Linked DNA regions of Homo sapiens: region 2 is linked to region 1. The links are chromatin loops, found by intact Hi-C in ENCODE. Cell type or tissue: endothelial cell of umbilical vein. All regions are shown on one strand. Links, peaks and the distances in the headings refer to the core of each region. The heading gives the core; the rest is flanking DNA.

The links. A loop is a pair of places that touch in the nucleus more often than their neighbours do. Peaks named below come from ENCODE experiments on the same cell type or tissue, not always from the same donor. Only the 100,000 strongest peaks of a DNase experiment are listed, where the experiment ranks them.
Region 2: it touches region 1 in a loop (4-fold over the local background); 2 of 110 quality-filtered maps call a loop at or near these places.

The regions. Positions count from the first base shown.
Region 1 is chr3:182,679,601-182,688,954 of GRCh38, reverse strand. No RefSeq gene overlaps it. Among named protein-coding and RNA genes, the nearest start is that of LINC02031, 40 kb to the right of the region's middle. RefSeq lists enhancers at 5,250-5,299, 6,424-6,473 and silencers at 6,144-6,213, 6,624-6,693. In endothelial cell of umbilical vein, for the core only: a CTCF peak has its summit at 5,205; DNase peaks (open chromatin) are centred at 5,204 and 6,524; H3K4me3 peaks cover 1,174 bases; H3K27me3 peaks cover 550 bases.
Region 2 is chr3:181,874,998-181,884,351 of GRCh38, reverse strand. No RefSeq gene overlaps it. Among named protein-coding and RNA genes, the nearest start is that of LINC01206, 73 kb to the left of the region's middle. In endothelial cell of umbilical vein, for the core only: no CTCF peak of the experiment used is centred there; a DNase peak (open chromatin) is centred at 4,071; H3K27ac peaks cover 436 bases.

The sequences.
Region 1 (9,354 bases), core at 583-8,582:
AAAAGTATGAATATGATAAACAGTATAGCTATGTTTTCTTTTTTTTAAAACTGGTATTTAATTCTTTTACATTTGGTGTGATTATTGGTATATTGGGACTTGTTTCTATCAATGTAAAATTTCCCCTATTTGTTTCACTCTTGTTTCTTGTCTTGTCTTTAAAAAATTAATTTAGCTTTTTTGGTTAAATTTTTTTCTTAACCAAATGTTTCCCCTTTACTACTTAAACATAATACACTATTTTCTTTTAGTACTATTGAAATCTTATCAAACATGTTAAATTTAAGTAAGATTAAAGTGAATCAATAAGTTAAATGATCTGAAAAATAAAACGAATCTTATAACACTTTTCAGTCAGCTACCTACTTCTGACTCAAATGCTATCGAAAGCAAAAACTTTAGTTCTATACCTTATTTTTTAAACCCTGTAAATTATATCTCCTTCTTGTCCTCACCTTCTTTTTTCTACTTCTTCCTCTTTGTCCTTATTTATCTCTTTTTCATACATATTATGTCATCTTAGAATTATCTACATTTGTACCAATTTTTTCTTTCTGCATTTTAGACTTTTGCAATAATTTTCTTCTATTGAAGGACATCTTTTAGAAGTTTCTGTGAAGATCTGTTGATGCCAAACTCTAGTTTTTTGTTCAACTAAATATGTCTTTATTTTCTTACTATTTATGAAAAGATGGTTTTGCTGAGTCCATAATTTTAAGTTGACAGTTAATTTCTCTAAATATTTTAAAGTTATTAAACCCTTTCTTTTATGTTCTATTGCTACTATTGCGATGCTAATCATCATTCCTTTTCCTTCAAGTTACTTTTTTTTTGAGACGGAGTTTTGCTCTTGTTGCACAGGCTGGAGTGAAATGGCATACTCTTGGCTCACTGCAACCTCTGCCTCCCTGGTTCAAGCTATTCTCCTGCTTCAGCCTTCCTGAGTAGCTGGGACTATAGGTGCCTGCCACCATGCCTGGCTAATTTTTGTATCTTTAGTAGAGATGGGGTTTCACCATGTTGGCCAGGCTGGTCTCAAACTCCTGACCTCAGGTGATCCACCCGCCTTGACTTCCCAAAGTGCTGGGATTACAGTGTGAGCCACTGTGCCCAGCCTCAAATTACTTTTAATATCTTCTTTTTGTTTTTTATGGTCTGCAATTTCACTAAAATGTGTATCTTTATGGACTTCTTTTTACTTATCTTGCTTATGATACATTGATTTTCTTCACTTATGAACATATGTATTTCATCAATTCTTTTTCTTTTTTTTTTTTGAGATGCAGTTTCACTCTGTCTCCTAGGCTAGAGTGCAGTGGTGTGCTCTCGGCTCACTGCGACCTCCAACTCCTGGGTTCAAGAGATTCTCCTGCCTCAGCCTCCTGAGTAGCTGGGATTCCAGGTGCACACCACCACGCCCAGCTAATTCTTGTTTTTTTTTTTTTTAGTAGAGATGGGGTTTCACCATGTTGGCCAGGCTGCTCTCAAACTCCTGGCCTCAAGTGATCTGCCCACCTCAGCCTCCCAAAATGCTGAGATTATAGGCATGAGCCACCATACCTGGCCTGCATTTCATCAATTCTGAAAAATTCATTTTCTCCTCAAATATAGCAGCTCTCAATTTTCTCTATTCTCCTCTCAAGGACTCTGACTAGATATATATTAAAGCCTTTTATTCTATCTTCCATATCTTTTAATCTATCTTAATATTTCCTCCTTTTTTTCTCTATACTGGATCCTGGATATTTCTTTCAGATATATTATCCAGTTCACCAGTTCTTTCTTCATCTACAGCTAATCTGCAACTTAAACTATTTGTTAAACTTTCTTTTCCAACTATTATATTTATTTCCAAAAGTCCTTTTTGTTTTTATTTTTCAAATCTGCATATTTTTGACAGTCTCTTAACAATCATTTTATGAACACATCTTTCATTATTTAAACAGTTCATAGATTGCAATTTTATATTCTGTATCCAACAATTCCAAAATATGAATGGCTTAGGGGCTTAAATCTATTTGTAGTTACTGGTGACTTGTAATAAGGGTGACTTCTTTCAATGTGTATTTGCTGATTTTGGTTTTGAGCTCATATTTGTTTCCTTTTAATCTGTGAGAATCCTGTGGGAATACATAGGGGATAATTTTCTCCAGAAAACACTTTGCTTTTGCTAGGAAACAGGGGAAATACTGACCTGGAATACTTTAGTGTCCTTTGAGAATGTTAGCTTAAAGTAGTACTTTCAGATACAGTTCCTCTATTTGCTTCTAGCCCGAGAGTTAGTTCAGCTAACACAGCTCTGATATTAGCTTTTGTCTTTAGGCCAGCCCATTTCCCCCTTTTATTATTGCTCACCGTCTTGCCTTTTGAAAAGTTTTTTTTGAAGGATATTGAAGATTTCCCCTTGTCCTTACTAATTCAGAAATGAAATAAAGGATGATTTATCCAGGATCTACTTGTTTTTGAGGGGCAGGATCTTTCAGAATATTTAATCTCTTTTACGACCGGAAGCAGAAATCTGAGGCCCTTTTTTCAAGTGTTTCTTTAATAAGGTTTAAAATATTTACAACTGGTTCTTCAGATGAATTTAAACAAAGTAATTAAGTAACAAAACCGATCTTACCATGATCAAACAGTGTTCCTTATAGCTCCAGTTTTATGATCTCCCCATTCACTTTATCTTGCATGAGGAATGTAAACTTGCCATGGAAGGCTAGATTTAGAATGTTCAAATGAGCAATTATCTTTTAACACCAACACAAGTCATGCATACAATTTGGCAGATTGAAGATTACATACAGAAGAGACTTGAAGTTCCTTGCAAAACAAATAGAGGAGTGAGAACATTACTGAGTGAAAGCCAATGAGCTTCATTTCTTTAAAAAGTTAAAAAAAAAAGGTAAAGAAATCAGTGGCTTGACACTAAAGAGACTGACAGCCTTTAAAGCTTTAGAAATTTTTTCTCGTAAACCTTTATACATATCCAGAGTATCCAAATCTTTTCTGTGAATACAGCGGCATGTAAAATTTGCTTTCAATGTGCAAGGTTGACTCTATGGAAGGTTCATGGCTATTTCTGAATTCTAAAATTAAAGTTAAAAAACAGAGTATAAAAGATGGACTATCAGTGATGTGTAAACTATAGGCTCATCCTAAACAATAATCTTGGTGAGATCCTGCACTTGATATTCATATACCAGTTATATTTCCTACACTATGGAATGTATTCTTTGCCGTGTGTGTATCAATTTAGAAAACATCATATGAAGCCAAGTAGGAGCTGTGGGTATCAGAGAAAAAGAAGCTTGCTATCTGTAATTGGACCACAGGGTCTTGAGAAAGGGTCTTGCACTGTCACCCAGGCTGGAGTGCAGTGGCATGATCTTGGCTCATTGCAGCCTCAACCTCCTGGGCTCAAGTGATCATCTCACCTCAGCCTCCTAAGTAGCTGGGACTACAGGTGCACGCCACCATGCCTGGCTAATTTTTTGTAGCGATGGGTTTTCACCATGTTGCCTGGCTATTCTCAAACTCCTGGGTTCAAAAGATCCACCCACCTTGGCCTCCCAAAGTGCTGGGATTGCAGGCATGAGCCAGTGCATCCGGCCTGCAGTTGTTGTTTCTTGACTAATAAACAAGTTTTGGTGTGCAGAGCTTTGATCCCCACTTACGTTTTGAAGTGCCTTTTCAGTTTTCATATGATGAAATTTATGTTCACTTCTCTGCCCTGAGTCTCAGTTACTTCCCTAGACGATGAAGAGTCAAGACCATGGATTCTCTCAGGTGCACTGAGTTTGGTGTGCTGTGTGAAGCCTGGTGTGTGTGTTGGGATTCACCACAGCCTCTTTTTATTGGCATACTAAACGTTTATACTGTGGCAAATGGGAGGACAAGTTCCTCCACCATGGACCTAAACAGACTCAAAATAAATAAAGCTTTGCTTCTTAAATACTGTCTTATCTGTAGATTATTTTCTCTTTGATAAAAATATATTTTTTTCAAATGACAGCCATTTTCATGTGTCGTTCCTTCTTAGAGAACATTGAGTTACCTCCTTCGAGCAGCCATGATGTTGGTGGCTTCATCCATCCCCCTTTTGGCAATATCCTGGACAATAAAGCAGAAAAATGGAAGGAAATTAATACTATGGTGACACTGTGGGGGGTCTCTATATCAACCCTTGCTTGAAGCTTGAGCTGAATTTTCAGTTATATGAGTCAATGTACTCATGTATTGTATAAGACAGATTTTGGGTTTTAGTCGCAGTTAAAAGCATCCTAATGAAAATATCTCTTGTTAAAGTATAACTTGAACATATGACTCAGGTGAAGATTTATCACCTCTGAGGGAAACCAAATTTAGGTTTCACTCCAGGTTGGAGTGCCGTGGTGCAACCTTGGCTCACTGCAACCTTGAACTCTTGGGCTCAAGTGATCCTCCCTCCTCAACCTCCCAAGTAGCTAGGACTACAAGCACCCGCCACCATGACCAGTTAATTTTTAAATGTTTTGAGAGATGGGCATCTGGCTACGTTGCCCAGGTTGGTCTCAAACTCCTGACCTCAGGTGATCCTCCTGCCTCAGGCTCCCAAAGTGCTGAGATTACAGGTGTGAGTCACCTTGCCTTGCCTGAATACACTGTTTTGACTTTTGAGATTAAAACGGAAGTAAATGAAATAAACTCACGACAATGAGCCAATGGCCAGCACTGTTATAGATCAATAACACAGGTTTCAACTCTTTGGAGGGAGAGTAACTAACTTACTTTCTGCACCTAACTTTCTGTATCACATCATTCTTTTCTTCCTGAGCTCAAACTCTGTCTCAGTAGCTTTCTGTAGCAGCCCCTGCGGGCACATAAGATAACATCTATCTGTGCTCCTTATCAAGCCATTCTGTCTAGTCCTAAATGTCAGAATAGGTACTAACACAGCTTTGGGCTTTGCAAGAAAATGTTCTCATCTTTTATCATCAGTTGGAAAGCTTTGGGGGCAGGAGAGACAAGAAGATTCATTCATTATTTTCAACACATATTTAAGTTTCTATATAAAACAAGGAGTGAGGTTCAATCCACAAAAGTTAATGGAAAAGTAACATCGAATTTCATGGTTGGCAGAGGTAAAGAACCACAGTTCCTAAGACACCGGCAAGTCAATTTAGGAAAGAAAAATTGCAGTGCCCACCTTCTTCCACAGAGGGGCACTCCAAGCTCATCACTGAAACCGTGCACTGTGTTGTTTTCAGTGAGCGGTTGTAGAAAAAGAACTTCCAATCTTTTCTCCATGCCTAGGGATTATTAAGAGCGTAGAATTTAAAGTACATTTGCAGGGCTCGATGTGAATGAGGCAAAACCATTTCAGTATCAATCCCAGTGGTGCCAGCAACCCATTCTAAATTAACTCAGGTTTAAATATGTTACAGAAATGTGTTAAATTTGAGAACAAATTTCACTTAGGATCTGTGGGTCTCTGTTACACAAAAGATGGAATACTTTGGAGGCAATGCAGTTCTTATTTAAAGCTAAAATATGGCTTATCATAAAACTATAGTCAGCCCGCTTCAAACACTCATGTCTTCACCAGAATGGGCAATATAGAATGAAAATTACACCTTGAGTAAACAGAATTGTAGATAAATGAGTTATGTCTCAAGACGTTTTGAATATTTTTATTATTGTGTCTGGGCCAAAAGTCTTTCCATATGTCCAAAGGCCCCGTGGCATTTCCAAATCAGCCGTGGGTGACGGTGGGACCGCGGGGCTCGTATGATGCCAACGCAAGCGTACCGGGTGGTCCTCATAGTTTGTTACATTCCAAAATGCAACCATTAAAGGGGCGGCCCTTACCTTCCCTAGTGAATACAAAAAGCCTTTGGAGACCAAAGGGCTGGAATGCTGGGGCAAACGCCACCCCACGTGCTGACCCCTTGGCCAGAGCCGAGGCGGGCGGCCTGGAGTCCCCAGCGCGGAGCCCCCAGGTTCCCAGGAGCTCGGGTCGCTCTCCGCTCTCCGCCCCTCGCCCGGGCCCACGGAAAGGGCTAAATGGCTTGCGACCAAACAGCGAATTTAAAAGGAAGCTTTCACGAAAAGCCCAAGGGAGCGGCAGCCCAGATTGTGTGGAGGGCAGAGCCGCGGGTTCCGAGGGTCCCCGGGGCGAAGCGGGCAGGGGCGCACCTCCGGGCCGCGGGCAGATGGAACCCGGGCTCCCGGGCCGGCGCGCGGGGGGCGGCCGCCTAGACATCCTCTCATTCGGCTGAAGTTTATTCTGGGCCACCGAGAGCTGGAACAGGAAATGTTCCGTCTTTCATGTCCACCGGTGGGCTTCAGACAGTTTTGCACCTCCCGGCGAGCACTGATTAGCCGGCTGAGTTCTGCCGCATTTGAAGTTCACCATTTATTATTAAAGAGAAGTGGCAGTGATTAGTGCTGGGTCCTCGGGGAGTGGAATAAATATTTACTAAATAAGAACGTTCCGCCATAAAGGAACGGCTCGAACAGGTTTCTGAAACCCCGGCGCGGGCCCCAAGTGCCGCCCCCAGGCAGGAAGCGGCGTTGCGGGGCTTTCCGCGAGAGGCTGCCATCTGCAGACCGTGCTGGGCGGCGACCTCCGCGGGGCAGGGCTCGGCCCGGCGCAGCCAGGGCCCGACGAAACTCGGCACTCTGGGCGTTTAAGTTATTTTATAGGCTGTGTTTGTTTTATAAAGGCAGAGGTGAATGTCAAACTAAACTTCGAACCTTTCTTTAATTTAAGGAACAAAGTAACATTTTATCGCTCAAGTAAGGGGACTGTGTTGCTTCCAACGTTAGGAGCATTTTCCAGTATGCTCCAAAGTGTACCCAAATTGTGAGCATCCAAGAAAGCATATTTATGTATATTTCAAAACATTATGTCATACAATGTAAATTATACAGTTTTTATTTGTCAACTGAAGAATAATAGTAAAAAAAAAAGTTTATTTAGTTTATTTGGCAATTAACTTACACGATGGCATCCCTGTCAAAAGCATTCATGTTGGTTGTTTAAAAAGCGTTTTCCTTAATTATTAGAATAATACTTTTACTGTAGAAAATATGAAATTTGCATATATCTAAACATCAGTATCACATGCTTTTTTCCATCATATTTTGCAGTGGGAATTGTCCAATGACATTACATATTTTTAGGGACAAATTTAGTGTCTATATCCATTTATTTAACTTACAGTGAATTAATAAACATTAAGGTAGTTTCAAGTTTTCCTTATTATAATAGCTCAATTAATATTTTTGTATGCAATTCTACACTTGTCTGATTATTCCCTGGCACCATTTTATTTTGAATTTCTTTTATTGTAAGTTGGGTTTAATATTATATTGCGAATAATTACAGAGAAGGGCCAGTTTTTGCTCATCACCATGTACCTGGTGTCTTGTATTATGCTGAGCACATACCAAATGCCCAATAGATATTGATTGAATGAATAAAAGAATAAAAAGTTAGTAGAACATTTGAATTTCTTGTTTTGTGAATTGCTTAATATTATTCATTTATTATGATAAGTTATCTTTTTCTTATGAATTTATAAGCTGTGTTTTAGGTAATAAGGATTTAACCTTCGGTTTGTCGCACATATGGCAAACCTCCCTCCCGTCTACAAAGCATAAGTTTGTGTGTATGTGTGTGTGTTTGGGTACTTTTTGACTTCTAGAAGTTAAAAAAAATTTCATAAGGTTATATTTGGATGATACTCTTTATCACACATGCAAGTTAAATGGCTATAGACAATACTCTACAATCTGTTTTGTGGTATTTTTACATATTTTGGACAGCACATTTTCATTCTTCTATTTATCAAGTTTTTCCCTGGACTTGGAATTTTTTTCAGGATATAACACATGGAGTAAAAAGGTAGTACAATCTTAGTCTTAGTCTGACAAGCACAGGATCTTGAGCCTGGTATCATACCAAAGAAAGATCTGTCAATTTCCCAAACAACCTTTAATTTACCTTTTTCTGATTCACTATTATGAAAGATATGAATAGAAAAAAGATCCCGGTTTTTAAGGGGTTTTCTGTATGTATCTCCTTCCAACTGAATGTGTAATTCCCTTTTATATCTCACCTGGTTTTGGTTGAAGTGACAAGTTTTGGGGACCATGAGTTGGAAATGGGTATAATTATTTGACACAGCAACAATGAAAAACTTTATGAGTATGGATATTCTATTGGTTTGTCAGGGCTGCCATAACAAAACACTGCAGACAAGATGGCTTAAACAATACGAACGTATTTTCTCACAGTTCTGAGGGCTAGAAGTCCAAGTTGAAGGTGTCAGTAGGTTTGGTCTATTCTGAGGCCTCTCTGCTTGGCTTGCAGATGAACTTCTTGCTGTGTCCTCAGATGGCCTGTTCTCTGTTCATGCATGTTTTGTTGAAATTTCTTCTTTTTATGAGGACCCAAGTCATATTGGGTAAGCACCCTTTAAACATCTGATTTTAACCTAATGACCTCTTTAAAGACTTTATCTCCATATATTGTGAGATTTGGAGGTACTGAGGTTGGAACTTCAACATATTCATTTTGGGGGCATGCAATTCAGTCCATAACAGGTATCTAATGGAGAGAGAGATTATGCCTTAGATTTATTTTTAAAAAGATAAATATTACCAGAAATAAAAGCATGGTACAGAAGTTAAAAACTAAGGCAATGCTACAGGATTTAAGTCACAAAAGCAAACAGGATTTCACTTTCCGTGTACTTTTTGTTAGGTTAGGCTTGAGGCCTAGTGGTGGGAAAGAAGCTTGCTTGAAGTAGACTTTTTTGCTTACATCAAGACCTCTTTGGGTTTCTTGTGGCTCTGCTTCATTTCTGGTTTTACTCTAGACATAGGGCAGTCTCTAACTGGGACACCGTTGCTTTTGTGACTAGACCAAAAACAGCCTCAGTGAACCCCAAACTTATAACTTCAACTGAGAATGATATACGTCACTTGGAATTGTTTCACAATTAACTTATTCCATTCAATAAGCATTTAGCAATTGCTTTTGGAGTTATTCGTTTGCCTTTTGAAGATGCTGAAGGAGGCCAGGAATATCAGTGAGAAAAAAGAGGAGAGCTCTTAGCTCAATCAGGTTCTTTTTAGTTTACTACTATTTATCCTTCAAGGCCCATTGAGTTCCTGGAGTTTTCTTGGATAACTCCAGTCAACACTGACATGCTTCTTTCTGCCTACTTTTCATTCATGGATTCATTCCATAAATACTTATTGAAGCCAAGCGTGTGTAGTGGACAAGACAGACATGGTTTGTGCTTTCATGGAGTTGACTTTCTAGTAGGAGGAGACAGACACTAAATAACAACACATGTAAATCTGACC
Region 2 (9,354 bases), core at 340-8,339, 800 kb after region 1:
AAATGGGGCAGCACAAAAGTGCTCAGTGAGCACCCCCATATTTCTTATTGTTTGTTTTTGAACTGCCTGGTGGTAGGAGGTGTTTCTGACAATTTTTGCTTTGCAAATATTTATTCCTTGATTTAACACACCACCTCTATGACCACCCTCACACACCGATTGACTAAAAACTTGGTAAATAATTATCTCACTTGTTTTGATTAATCTTTCTTAAATATGTGTATAGCTCATATTTATTTCAATTCAATGTTGAGTATTAGAAGTGTTTAGTGTCTTTATGTAGAAGTTTGATGACGTTTTTGTGACCAGAAACCTGATGTGGGAACTTAACTCTTGTTTATATTAATAGGTTTTGTTATACTTCGTTTTGTTTCAATTGGTAGTTTCCAAGAGCCTATGCATGACATTAATGAGGACTTACTGTAGAGCACTTTACCTTGAGAAAAAAAAAAAAAATCTGCAGTTTGCTTGTGGAAGCCAGCATCTCCCTGTCTACTAGGCTGCCCACCAGGTTCCCACACCCATCACCTTGTATGGGAATGGAAAAAAATAATCGATAGAAAAAGGGTAAGAGAATAATGAGACAGAGAGGGAAAAGGGCTGGGTGCAGTGGCTCACACCTGTAATCCCAGCACTTTGGGAGGCTGAGGAGGGAAGATTGCTTGAGGCAATCGAGATGAGCCTGGGCAACATAATGAGACCTGTGTCTACAAAAAATTTAAAAATAAAAAAATTAGCTGAGCATGGTGAGACACCTGTAGTCCTAGCTACTGGAGAGGCTGAGATGGGAGGATCGCTTGAGCTGCAGAGTTTGAGGCTGCAGTGAGCTATGATAGCACCACTGCACTCCATCCTGGGTGACAGAGCAAGATATTGCCTCAAAAAAACTAAAATTAAAGTAAGTTTAAAAATATAAGAACAAAAGATAGAAAAAAGATCAGGAAATAGAAAGGAGCAATATAAAACACGTTGAGAGGACAGAGGGGAAAACTAAAGACAGGGAAAGGTGTGGCTGGGCCAGGGTGGCAGAGGCAGCAAGGGTGGCAGAGCTGTCAATTACTGTGAAGTGATTGAAGGAAGGTTATCTGAAATGAGACAAAAGGTTGTAATACCACATGTCAATAGGTGTGGCTCAATGTCCTTGTGAGGAGTGTGTGTGTGTGTGTGTGTGTATGCACACGTGTGCAAGTTATGTGTATTTCCATGAGGCTCGATTCAGTTGGGTGAAGTTTTCTGTGTTTGCATAGTATTTCCCATGGATGAAATCGTGCATAAGCAAAACAAAATTCACATTATGCTCAAATTGTTCCCTATTATTATCAATAGTGTTGGAACAACTTCATGTTTTCAAAACAAGAATTTTACCAGAACTGACTGTATTTAGATGATATTTATAAATCTGGAGGTATGTACACCTACTGTTTACGTCAGTTATATCTCGGATTATAGGTGGTTTAAATTTTCTTCTTTCTGCTGATTTGTATTTGCTAAGTTTCCTTCAAGTAACATCTACCCATTTGTAATAAAAAATAGGAAAAAAATGTTTTTAAAGTCAGAATTGCGGGTTGTAATCCCAGCACTTTGGGAGGCCAAGGAGGGTAGATCACTTGAGATCATGAGTTTGAGACCAGCCTGGCCAATATGGTGAAACCCCGCCTCTACTAAAAATACAAAAATTAGCCGGGTGTGGTGGCAAGCACCTTTAATCCCAGCCACTCGGGAGGCTGAGGCACAAGAATTGCTTGAACCCAGGAGGCAGAGGTTGCAGTAAACCGAGATTGCACCACAGCACTCCAGCCTGGGTGAGAGAGTGAGACTCTGCCTCAAAAAATAAAAATATAAATAAAAATAAATAAAGTCAGAATTCAGCCAAAAACTGATCTGGTTCTAAAAAAACAACTGCAAACCTGTGATTCTCTCCCTGAGCTACTCAAATGTTAGTCACCAACTGATCTCAGGATTACACTAGAGCTCTATTCTGCAGCCTCCAGGTCAAAAAAATTATTAAAAGGTGAACTGCCAGGAACCTAAGGACTTGTCTTGCCCAGACTCCTCATTTTAGGACATTTAAGGACACGAAGGTCCGAGGAGGTGAAATGACCTGCCCGAGGTCACATAACTGATGGGTGACAAAGCTGGAACAAAATCACCAAGTCTCCTGGCTAGCAGTTTAATTATTCTTTTCACTCTTCACCTGCTTTTTTTTTTTCTTTCTTTCTTTTTTCCTAATAGTCACAAAAGTACTGTGGAATTGGGCTTGGTTTACACAATACCAAATCAACAAATCATTTCAGTCCAAAGAAATCTAACAAAACAAAACTGTCAACTAGGTGAAAAATAAAATCATGCCAACTTCTTGTTTCACACTGCATAGACAAAACAACCAGTCATTACGTGGATGTTTCTCTTTCCAACTGGTTGCTTTGGCACTAGGTTCTCAAAGCCTCAGTGTTAGAAAAACTATCCATGGGGTTGGTGGGAGGAAGAGAAAGGGAAATCTTTTTTTTTTTTAAGGCAAATTAAGCTCCTCAAAACGCTACTGCCCATTTAAATAACTGGATTTGGACATTTGATTTAACTACACTTGCCCATAAAATACCAATACTCTAGACTACATAAGGAAACAGACTCATTGGAAGTCAACACTGCTTGATATGAAGACAAGGGAGGCTGAGGCAGGAGAATCACTTGAACTCATGAGGCAGAGGTTGCAGTGAGCTGAGATCATGCCACTGCTCTCTAGCCTGGGCAACAAGAGTGAAACTCCGTCTTGCAAAAAAAAAAGACAAGGTACCCACAATTTCCATGTATTTGAGGATTCTCAATCAGTAACCTAACAAAAATGAAAAAGAAAACATGGAACAGTGTGATGCCAATTTTAAGCAAAGAAAAAACTGGGCCGGGCGCAGTGGCTCACGCCTGTAATCCCAGCACTTTGGGAGGCCGAGGCAGGCAAATCACGAGGTTAGGAGTTCGAGACCAGCCTGACCAATATGGTGAAACCCTGTCTCTACTAAAAATACAAAAAAAAATTAGCTGGGCATGGTGGTGGGCACCTGTAGTCCCAGCTACTCTGGAGGCTGAGGCAGGAGAATCACTTGAACCCAGGAGGCGGAGGTTGCAGTGAGCCGAGGTCACACCACTGCACTCCAGCCTGGGCAAAAGAGCGAGACTCTGTCTCAAAAACAAAAAAACAAGCTGGGCGTGGTGGCTCACTCCTGTAATCCCAGCACTTTGGGAGGCCGAGGAGGGCGGATCACAAGGTCAGGAGATCGAGACCATCCTGGCTAACACAGTGAAACCCCGTCTCTACTAAAAATACAAAAAATTAGCCAGGCATGGTGGTGGGCGCCTGCAGTCCCAGCTACTCGGGAGGCTGAGGCAGGAGAATGGTGTGAACCCGGGAGGCGGAGCTTGCAGTGAGCCAAGATCACGCCACTGCACTCCAGCCTAGGCGACAGAGCGAGACTCTGTCTCAAAAACAAACAAACAAGCAAACAAAACAAACAACAAAAAACCCAAAAAACAAACAAAAACACTGTATTGTATGTCATTCACACCAAGATGGTTTCATTTATCTGCCTTAAATAGATTATCTATGATCAACAATAGAAAATTTTTAATTTGTTTTAGTATGCAGCTGTTTCTGTATACCACTCATCAGGCTAAAGTCTCAGTGAGTACACCAAAGAAAAGTATACCATTTCAATTAGAAAGGATGGAAAACCTGGCGAGGCCGAACACTGGCTGCTCTCAAGAACATGATGGGAACTAATGAAAGAGCCAGGTTTCTGGCCTTCAACAATTAAGTGATCAGCTGCCTTTGGTTGCCCCTAACAACTTACACAGACAAGGAGATTACCAGGCAAACAGGCTGCAACAATTCAGGATCCAGAGCCAACTGGAGTGCTGAAATGACATATATTTCCAGGACGGTCACTACCTTCTCATATAAAAAAGAATGAAGTGGAATTATTAAAAAATCCAGAACTTGGCAAACAGTTGCTGAAGTGCACTCACTAACATAATGCATCCATAGAAAAACAGGCCAAGAGGACAGCTATGGTTAGAAGGTTCAGGCTTCTCAGCCTCACCAGAGGTCAGGCTGGCTCACAACTAAGGGCCCTGCTTTTCCCTTAAATAATATTTAGTGATGATTTAATTTTTGTTTTGTGTTCTCTTCTGATTAGAAAGATAATGCTCCGGAAACTTAATTCTGAGCTGAGCACAGTGACTCATATCTATAATCTCAGCACTTTGGCAGGCCTAGGTGGCAGGACCACTTGAGGCAAGGAGTATGAGGACAGCCTGAGCAACAGAGCAAGACCCTATTTCTACAAAAAAAAGTCAGAAAGAGAGAGAGAGAAAGAGAAGAGCAAGGAAAGGAGGAAAGAAGTTTGGTTAATTCTGGAAAATATAAAATAATAATAGTAATAATAAAAAAATTAAATCCACAACAGAATATCACCACTCAGAGGTAACATTTTTATGTATATACTCCAAATCTTTTTGCTATGAATGTTTTTATATAATTTATATAATTGTGATCAAACTGTATACAATCTTTTTTTTTTTTTTTTTTTTTGAGACAGAGTCTTGCTCTGTCACCCAGGCTGGAGTACAGTGGTGCTATCTCAGCTCACTGCAACCTCTGCCTCCTGGGGTCAAGCAATTCTCCTGCCTCAGCCTCCTGAGTAGCTGGGATTACAGGCACCCACCACCACGCCCAGCTAATTTTTGTATTTTTAGTAGAGACGGGATTTCACCACCTTGGCCAGACTGTTTTTGAACTCCTGATCTCGTGATCCACCTGCCTCGGCCTCCCAAAGTGCTGGGATTATAGACATGAACCACCATGCCCAGGCTCCACAATTTTTATAAATTCATTGGCAATGTTGTTTTGTTGTTAACATCTCACTATATAAATAGTAAACTCCTACTTATTTTCTCACTTTTCCAGGATTGGATTCAAATTCCAGGTTGGTTTCAAATTTTCACTATTATGAATACCTTAGAAACAAGTATCTTCAAACATAAATCTTTGTCGAGATTCCATATACATATATATATATGGTTTTGTTTGTTTGTTTGTTTGTTTGTTTGTTTGAGACAGTCTTGTTCTGGAACCCAGGCTGGAGTGCAGTGGTGTGACCTTGGCTCAGTGCAACCTCTGCCTCCTGGGTTCAACAGAATCATCCTGGATTCTCCTGCCTCAGCCTCCCGAGTAGCTGAGATTACAGGTGGGCACCACCATGCTCTGCTAATTTTCGTATTTTCAGTAGAGACGGGGTTTCACTATGTTGGCTAGGCTGGTCTTGAACTCCTGACCTCAGGTGATCCACCCACCTTGGCCTCCCAAATTGCTGGGATTACAGGTGTGAGCCACCATGCCCAGCTGATTCCTTATTTTTTTTAATAATAGCTTTATTAATTAGTCATCAAAATAACACTAAGAGGTAAGTACAAATGATGAAATATAGTGGAGAAAAATAATGAATTTGCTCAAGGTCACACAGCCAGTAAGCAGGAAAGCATGGATTTGAACCTGGACTGTACTGTCTCTCTTACAGGGATATTTACTAGTCACAAGAATGTGGGGGTTTTTTTTAAGAATTTTTGATAATTATTGGTAAACCATTCAATTATCTTCACAAAATAATGTAACAATTTATATTATCTAAAGAACCATCTATCTGAAATGTTATGATCCAAAGGCTCCCATTTCTCAAATATACCAATTTTATGATAGTTAAAACAAAAGGCCAGGCGTGGTGGCTCACGCCTGTAATCCCAGAACTTTGGAAGGCTGAGGCGGGCGGATCAGCTGAGGTCAGGAGTTTGAAACCAACCTGACAAACATGGAGAAACCTCATCTCTTCTAAAAATACAAAATTAGCTGGGCGTGGTGGCACATACCTGTAATCCCAACCACTCTGGAGGCTGAGGCGGGAGAATCGCTTGAACCCAGGAGTCGGAGGTTGCAGTGAGCTGAGATCACGCCATTGCACTCCACCCTAGGCAACAAGTGTGAAACTCCATCTCAAAAAAATTTTTTTAAAATATATGTATTTTTATGCCATGCTAAAGATCTTCAGGCAAATGGTAACAAACTGCATAGTATCTGTATACCTATTCCTCAAGACCTACTTGTAACAACCTGCAGGGGAGGACGAAGAAATCACCACTGCTCAAATAAACCTGTGTTTTCACATGGGGAAATGCCATCATGCCCTGTGTGCATGCCATCAATTTATTAGGTTTTTCACCTTAAAATGCTACAATAAAGGACACAGGAAAAATGCAGTGAGCATTCTAAAATACATCCATTTCACTGTAAAAATTTGGTCTAATAAATAGAATAAATAAATTATAATGTATTCATGCAATAAAATCGATACAGTAATAATAGATGTCATTAACAGAGACAAGGTCTTGCTCCATAACCCAGGCTAGAATGCAGTGGTGCCAGCTCAGCTCACTGCGTCTCGACCTCCTGTGCTCAAGTGATCCTCCCACCTCAGCCTCACTAGTAGCCAGGACTACAGGCATGCGCCACCGCATCCAGCTAATTTTTGTAATTTTTGTAGAGATGGGGTTTCACCATGTTGCCCAGGCTGGTCTCAAACTCCTGGACTCATGCCATCCACCTGCCTCAGCCTCCCAAAGTACCAGAATTATAGGTGTGAGCCACTGCGCCCAGTCCTTTAACACAATTTTGAAAGGAAGAAGCCAAATACAAAAGAGCGTATACTGTGTGATTTCATTTATACAAGGTTTAAAATTAGGCAAAACTCATCTATGGTATTAGAAATAAGAAGAGTAGTTAACTTTGGGGAGATTTGGAAAGGGTTTGGTGATTGAGAGAGAACATGAGGTGGGCTTCTGAGGTGCTGGTAGTGTTCTATCTCTGATCTACATGCTGTTTACAAGAGTTTGTACCTGTTTTGTGAAAACTCATCAAACTGTGCACTTAGGGCCTGTGTAGTTTTCTGATGGGCTGTCATATCAATTTTTTTAAGTTTATTTTTAAAAACTGGGCCCGAATTAAAATACATGCCAAAATATGAACAGAGGCAGACCAAATGACTATGTAAGCAGAATAAGCCATTGTGAAATAGAACTGAGGAATGTAGTAGAGTCTTACTTATAAAATCTAACATTGAGGAATACAATTGCTAAATTTGAGAGTGATAGAAGGAGGAATGAATTAAAAACAAAATTTTATTTGAACAGCTTTAACCTAATGTGACTTTTTGGAGAGTTTTATTTGTTTTGAGGGTAAAATTTTCAATTGCAAATGCAATTTCTTTAATAAATATAGGAGTATTCATATTTTCTATTTCTTGTGTTAGTTTTGGTAAGTAATGTGTTTCAAAGAATTTGTTCATTTTGGCCAGGCACGGCAGCTCACACCTGTAATCCCAGCACTTTGGGAGGCCGAGGTGGGCGGATCACCTGAGGTCAGGAGTTCAAGACCAGCCTGGCCAACATGGTGAAACTCCTTCTCTACTAAAAATACAAAAATTAGCCAGGCATGGGGTCACCCACTTGTAGTCCCAGCTACTTGGAAGGGTGAGGCAGGAGAATCGCTTGAACCCAGGAGGTGGAGGTTGCAGTGAGCCAAGATCATGCCACTGCACCCCAGCCTGGGCGACAGAGCAAGACTCCATCTCAAAATAATAATAATAATAATAATAATAATAATAATAATAATAATAATTTGTTAATATCATCTAAGGTGTCAAATTTACTGACATGAAGTTTCCCATAAAATTCCTTTCTTATTCTATTATTCTTTAATGCTTATACTTAGGATCTTTACTGATGTCACCTCTTTTATTCCTGATATTGGTGATTTCTGTCTTTTTTTCCTTGTTGAATCCAGGTACAGTTTTATCAATTATATAAATATTTTTCATTTTGAAGGAAACACTATTGTTTTCATTACACATTTCGTTGATTTTTGTTCTCATTTTTATTTTCTTAAAATATTGCAGGGGACAATGAGGAGGGCGGATCACAAGGTCAGGAGATCGAGACCATCCTGGCTAACATGGTGAAACCCCGTCTCTAATTAAAAATATAAAAAATAAGCTGGGCGTGGTGGCGGACGCCTGGAGTCCCAGCTACTCAGGAGGCTGAGGCAGGAGAATGGCGTGAACCTGGAGAAGGAGCTTGCAGTGAGCCAAGATCACACCACTGCACTCCAGCCTGGGTGACAGAGCAGGACTCTGTCTCAAAAAAAAAAAAAAAGAATTTCAACCAGCTGCTTACAAATGCACTTAACACAAGGAAAAGTGTTTTTGATTTTGTGTTTTGTTTGTTCCTAGCAGAAGACCCTTTTATGTTCTATAAAAGTTACCTACTTACAGATTCATAAAATTACAAAGCTGGAAAATTCTCAGCTGGAGCCTGGTCTAACTCCTTACCCCAAGTATAACTCTCAACCCATCTAAGATTCCTAAGAAGTAACTACCAGCTTTTGCTTAAATAACCAGTGACAGAACATCTTTATTCCAGTTTCAGTTTTTTGTTTTTGTGTTTTTTTTTTTTTGAGGTGGAGTTTCGCTCTTGTCACTCAGGCTAGAGAGCAATGGTGCAATCTTGGCTCACCGCAACCTCGGCCTCCCGGGTCCAAACGATTCTACTGCCTCAGCCTCCCCAGTAGCTGGGATTACAGGTGCCCGCCACCACACCCAGCTGATTTTTTTATTTTTAGTAAAGACGGGGTTTCCCATGTTGGTCAGGCTGGTCTCGAACTTCTGACCTCATGATCCGCCTGCCTCACCCTCCCAAAGTGCTGGGATTACAGGCGTGAGCCACCATGCCCTGCCTAGTCTTAATTATAATAAAGACTTTTACTTTTACATAATCATTGCACATAATAATTTTGGAAATTATGGAGTAAAATGGAAATTGTTGGCCAAGTGCAGTGGCTCATGCCTGTAATCTCAGCACTTTGGGAGGCTGAGGCAAAAGGCATTACTTGAGCCCAGGATTTCAAGACCAGCCTGGGCAACATAGCCAGACCCTATCTCTACAAAAAAAAATTATTAAAAATTTAGCCAGGTGTGGTGGCATGTGCCTGTGGTTTCAGCTACTTGGGAGAATGTGGCAGGAGGATCAATTGAGCCCAGGAGGTCAAGGTGGCAGTGAGCCCAGGAGGTCAAGGTGGCAGTGAGCCTTGATCACACCACAGCACTCCAGCCTGAAACAGAGTGAGACCCTGCCTCAAAAAAATTTTTTTTAAATAAATTGTTAATGATGTCTTCCTATTTTTAAAAAATAGTGCTTAATAAAATCTATAGTAAGATGCCTGAAGAGTTTCACTCTCCATGCCAAGTACTGTCAACT